Regions from separate parts of the Homo sapiens genome. Here region 2 is linked to region 1. Evidence: read pairs that join two places in POLR2A ChIA-PET (ENCODE). Cell type or tissue: B cell. All regions are shown on one strand. Each heading gives the region's core, and the rest is flanking DNA. Links, peaks and the distances in the headings are about the cores only.

Region 1 (2,905 bases), core at 302-2,801:
ACTACAAAATAGGTAAACCTGGAGGACACTATAGCAGGTGAAATAAGCCAGTCACAAAAAGACTAATACTGCATGATCCCACCTCCTTGAGATATCTACAACAGTCAAACTCAAGGAAACAGAATGTAGAACAAGGGCTATCTGGGGCTAGGGGAGGGGGAAACTGAGAGTTGTCATTCAATGAGTATAGAGTTTCAGTTTTGCAAGATGAAAAAGCTCCAGAGATCTGTCACCAAACAATGTAAGTATAGTTAACAACACTGGGCCAGATGAGGTGGCTCATGCCTGTAATCCCAGCCTCCCTGAGGAGGGCGAATCGCTTGAGCTCAGGAGTTCAAGACAAGCCTGGGCAACATGGTGAAACTTGTCTCTACCAAAAATAGAAAAAAAAAAAAAAAAAAAGCCGGGCATGGTGGCGCATGCCTGTCATCTGAGCTACATGGGAAGCTGAAGTGGAAGGATTGGTGGACCTAGGAGGTGGAGGTTGCATTGAGCCGAGATCGCACCACTGCATGACACAGTGAGACCCTATCTTCAAAAAAAAAAAAAAAAAACCCACTGAACTGTACACTTAAAAATGGTTAAGAAGCCAGATGTAGTGGCTCACACCTATATTCCCAGCACTTCCCAGAATTTATGGTTTGTAGTGTAATGCCTAACTTTGTTTTTTACTAACCTTATTTTAACCTTGTTTTTACTAACCCTATTTTTAAATGTTCCCTTTTTGTCTCCTTAATTACCTAGCCTTGTTTCCCATATGAATAGACTCTCCCTTAGCGGGGAAAGCCGACGAACTCCATCTGGCCCCTTGATTTACAAGACGTTAAGGGCTCCTTACCCGACCCCCTTCGTCAAGGAGTTAACCTGTGTAAGCTGATCCTCAGCATTTCAAAGGAGCTCAATGAACTGATAAGGTACTAGAACAAACAATGTATGAAGTTCCCAGGATTTTGCTCAAAAAGATAACAACATAAAGCCTTGAGTCTGTGTCCGGCATAGCATCCATATCTAACTCTTATGAAGGATTTAGAGCCCCGCACCTGGTTCCGTTGCTTTTTTTGTAACCATTTGTCTTTTAAATTGTTTATTTCTCTGTAACCATTTGTTTTTTGATTCTTGCGTGTTTTTACTTCTGTAGAATTATTGCATTTGAGCTCCCCTCCCCTTCCTAAACCAAGCTATAAAAGTAAATCAAGCCCCTTCCTCGGGGCCGAGAGAATTTTGAGCGTTAGCTGTCTCTTTGGCCACCGGCTTAAATAAAGGACTCTTAATTCGTCTCAAAGTGTGGCGTTTTCTCTAACTCGCTCGGGTATAACAGTAGGGCATGACTCTTCAGACCCCTTAGATAGGAATTTGCACAAGCTGAAAAGATCAGAGCTTAGCCCACACAAAGTAGATGAATAGGAGAAAAGGCATACTAATTTATTAACATGTCCATGAGAGAGAATGACAGAGGGAGCACTCCAACCCCACAAAGAGCTGTAGCAGTTCATATACCATCTTGAGGTTACAGAAAGATTTGGGGCTTGGATCCTGGCAAAACAGGCTATGGGAAAGGGAGAAGAGGAGGCCTGGCTGGCAAAGGTGGTCTTGTTATGTAGATGAAACCTCACAGATAGCAGTCCTCGGAGGAAAAAGATGGTAAATGTTTCTTTCAGAGTTTTAGGGTGTCAGAATCTCAGTTCCTCTTTCCTAGATCTGGACAAGGGAGGGCCTGGGAGAAAACCAGGCTGCAGCAATGCAGATTTTCTACAGATGCAAATCTCCCCCACAAAAGACCGCTTTTGCCGGGCGCGGTGGCTCAAGCCTATCTGTAATCCCAGCACTTTGAGAGGCCGAGGTGGGCGGATCACCTGGGGTTAGGAGTTCAAGACCAGCCTGGTCAACACGGGGAAACTCCATCTCTACCAAAAATAGAAAAAAAAAAAATTAGCTGGGTGTGGTGGTGTGTGCCTGTAATCCCAGCTACTCATGAGGCTGAGGCAGGAGAATCGCTCGAATCCAGAAGGCGGAGGTTGCAGTGAGCAGATATCATGCCACTGCATTCCAGCCTGGAGGACAGAATGAAACTCAGTCTCAAAATAATAATAATAATAGAAGACCGCTTTGCAGGGCTGCTTCTGTTTGCAGGAGCAGCCATCTCAAAATATATCAGAGAAGGATATTTTGATTACCTTTACTAGCCTTTCAGGTCTCAGAAGCAGATAGATGATGATGGATAGATGGATGGATAGATGAATGGATGGATGGATAGATAGATAGGTAGATATGAGGACTAAGCTCTGCTTTTTTTTTTTTTTTAATCTTGCCCAAATTCCTATCTAAGGGGTCTGGGGAGTCATGCCCTATAAACCATAAATTCTCATCAGATGAGTTTTATTTAACCCTCTGTTTCATGACTTACTTTCCAATATGATCGCTGAAGGGGTTCACCTTGCCCACTGCCTAGACAGAGCTGATTTATATCAAGACACAGCAATTGCAATAGAGAAAGAGTAATTCACGCAGAGCAGGCTGTGCAGGAGACTGGAATTTTATTATTACTCAAATCAGTCTCACGGAAAACTTGGGGATCAGAGGTGGTTTTTTGTTTTTTGGTTTTTGGTTTTTTCTAGAAGGAGACTTGCTGTCATCCAGACTGGAGTGTTACCGGTGGTGACAGTCTAGCACCTTTTAAAGGTCTGATAGGAAACATTTGTCATCTCTTGTCTCTAAGGGCAGCCACTATGAGACTTCAAAAGAGACTTGGTCTTCACAGTCTTTTATTTTATTTTATTTTATTTATTTTTGAGACACAGTCTAGTTTTGTCACCCAGGCTAGAGTGCAGTGGACCTCTGCTCACTGCAACCTCCCGCCTCCTGGGTTTGAGAGATTCTCCTGCCTCAGCCTCCCGAGTGGCTGGGA
Region 2 (2,905 bases), core at 203-2,702, 380 kb before region 1:
AAATGCAGTCGACGAAAAAGGGCCCCCTGACGAAACGAGACGAGGGGGGCCCGTCTGGTGGGCCAGCAGTAGGAGCACCCCCACCTGGAGATGAAGCCTCCTCTGTAGGGGCAGGGCAACCAGCTGCGTCCAGCAATCTCCAGCCTCAGGTGAGCACGGGCCCCTCGCAGCTTCGGCATGGTGGTGGGGGCTGTGGCTTTTACTCTGATTCGGTGAGGGTGACATGTAGGCAAGCCTCAAACCTGGCTAGAGGGTCTCCTCCACAGCTCTGGCACTGAAGTGCTCCTAAGAATGAGGCATTTGTCTCTAGAAGCTATAAGGCAGTGCTTCCAAATCAGGGAATACAGCCCACCTGAAACCAGTTTAATTGGCCCTAACTAGCATTTGGTTTTAATGAAATAAAATAGAACAGAAAAATGTCGAAGCTTCCCTTTCATAGTAAGATTAAGTATTGCAAGTATTGCTGGTGTGAGTGTCCAAGTGATATATGTGTGCACTGCAGTCCAGCAGGTTTGAGAGACACTGCCTTAGAGGGTCCTCCTCTGTCCCCTCCCTGACGTGCACACATCCTGAAGGGGAGGTGGCTTTGGGATGTGCCAGTGCGCCTCTTACTCGGCATCTCCTGCCAGCTGTCTCCCACAGGCACTCTCTCCTGGCGTGATGAAGGCCTGGTGCCCCTTGCACCCCTCTCCCCAGCATCTTTCTCCATTGTCCCCTCATTGGAAAAGGAGGCTATGCCTGGATCTGTCTGTCCATTCTGTTATCTGTCTCCCATGGGTCTTTCCTCTGGTTCGTTCGCTTCCTTTCTCTCTCTCCTGCTCTGCTTTGTGCTTCTCTGAACGGCCGCTTCTCACACCCTCATCATGTGTGTCCTACCCACCCTGTAAGGAAGGCAGGGCAGGCACTGGCTCCATTTTAGAGACAGAGGGGAGGTGCTGCATGCAGAGTGACCCAGTAAATTCCTGGTCAGGCTAGGGTGAGGACCACGCAGCCTGCTCACGCATCTTCCGTCCCTGTCTCCCCGCTGCTCAGCACCTCTGCTCTCTGGCCCTGCTCCTGATGGGCCAGTGCTTCTCAAGCTCCTTCTCTCTCTTTCAGCCTAAGCCCAGCAGTGGAGGCCGGCGACGAGGGGGCCAGCGCCACAAGGTGAAGTCCCAGGGGGCCTGTGTGACTCCTGCCAGCGGCTGCTGAACCTTCCCCTGGCCCACCCTCACCACCCAAGGGGTCATCATCTCTGGCCACCACTCCACCAGATGGGCAGAGCAGCTATGACCGCCACCCAGCCCTCCCGCTCAGGCCACAGCCGGAGCCTCCGCATTGCCCCCACCCCCATTTTCCAGGGGGGTTGTAATTTATAAGCTGACGAAGGTAGCCAGACTTCCGGAGGACTGACCATCTCTCACTGTCCTCCCCACCTTCTTCCTCACTCACACATTTTTTGTACATCTGGGCCCTTAGTTTTTATTCTGTTTATTATATGTCTCTGTCTCTCTCTATTGTGTGTGTGTGTGTGTGTGTGTGTGTGTGTGTGTGTGTGGTGCAGGAGTGCCACCCCCAGGGCCCTGTCAACCTCTCTTTTCTCCTCCATGGCTGTCTGCCTGCGTATCTGTCTCTGAGAATCCTCGGGGCGGTCAGGGGATGTCAGGAGGGGAAGGAGCCGCCCTCCCTATCTTGCTGCTCCTCTTGGCACTCAGGGGCACCTTCCATGGAGCCAGACCGGGTGGAGGGGCTTCTGGGATTTGGTGTCTGCTGCTGCCAGAGCAGGAACCCCCAGTCTAGGACTTGGGCATTTTAACAGGGAGAAAGTAGTGGCTTCCCTTTTCTCTCTCTCCTCCTTTTTCCCTTTAAGCCCACAGATTCAGGTCATGCCAAAAGCTCTCTGGTTGTAACCTGGAGACATGTGGAGGGGAATGGCGATGGGATTATAGGACTCTCCCCATCTCGGGCCCTGACCCTGACCCTTGCCACCAACCCAAAGACAGCTGGTGGGTTTCCCCTTGGAGACAATCCTGCGTTTGCCTGGGCCGGCCCTGGCTGCCCTCAGCTTTCGCTGATCTGCCCGGCCTGGAGCCTCCCATCACCCCGCTTCTTGTTGGGCCTCAGGCACTGGTTACCAGAAGGGGGTCTGGGTCTGCTCAGGATCATGTTTTGTAGCACCTCCTGTTGGAGGGGTGGAGGGATGTTCCCCTGAGCCAGGCTGAGACTAGAACCCCATCTTCCCTGAGCCAGGCTGAGACTAGAACCCCATCTTCCCCACCACGCCACCCCTGTGGCTGCTACAGGAGCACAGTAGTGAAGGCCTGAGCTCCAGGTTTGAAAGACCCAACTGGAGCGTGGGGCGGGCAGGCAGGGGTTAGTGAAAGGACACTTCCAGGGTTAGGACAGAGCATTTAGCCTTCTGGAAGAACCCCTGCCTGGGGTGGGACTGTGCAGGCCAGAGAAGGTGGCATGGGCCTGAACCCACCTGGACTGACTTCTGCACTGAAGCCACAGATGGAGGGTAGGCTGGTGGGTGGGGGTGGTTCGTTCTCTAGCCGGGGCAGACACCCAGCTGGCTGGGTCCTTCCTCAGCCTTGCCTCCTCCTGTCCCCAACCCTTTCCTTTCCTCCTGCTTGCGGACTGCTGGTCCCCTCTCCTTCCCTCCTTCCAGCTGTTTCTAGTTACCACCTACCCCTGGCCGTGGACTGATCAGACCAGCATTCAAAATAAAAGTTTGTTCCAAGTTGACAGTGTGGTGCTCCCTGCCCAGCCCCTCCAGGTGGAGGTGCTGCCACGGGAACGCAGTTGCTCTGCCTGCCCTGGGGCCCCTGGCGACAGCTGGGAGCAGGGCAGTGCTGTGAGGAGCCCAGCTTTCCCAGTCAGGCAGGCATGGCTTCCGTGTTCAGGCTCCCTCACCAGCTGGTGA

The links. Peaks named below come from ENCODE experiments on the same cell type or tissue, not always from the same donor. Only the 100,000 strongest peaks of a DNase experiment are listed, where the experiment ranks them.
Region 2: POLR2A ChIA-PET joins it to region 1 with 7 read pairs; 3 of 35 experiments call an interaction of 5 or more read pairs at or near these places.

What each region holds. Positions count from the first base shown.
Region 1 is chr22:39,113,549-39,116,453 of GRCh38, forward strand. No RefSeq gene overlaps it. Among named protein-coding and RNA genes, the nearest start is that of APOBEC3H, 18 kb to the left of the region's middle. RefSeq lists an enhancer at 420-1,394. In B cell, for the core only: no CTCF peak of the experiment used is centred there; a DNase peak (open chromatin) is centred at 1,693; H3K4me3 peaks cover 647 bases; H3K27ac peaks cover 1,452 bases.
Region 2 is chr22:38,729,514-38,732,418 of GRCh38, forward strand. GTPBP1 (GTP binding protein 1) reads left to right here. Exons shown (of 12, transcript NM_004286.5): 11 at 1-149; 12 at 1,099-2,905. The coding sequence ends at 1,191. Among named protein-coding and RNA genes, the nearest start is that of GTPBP1, 25 kb to the left of the region's middle. RefSeq lists an enhancer at 2,634-2,683. In B cell, for the core only: no CTCF peak of the experiment used is centred there; no DNase peak of the experiment used is centred there.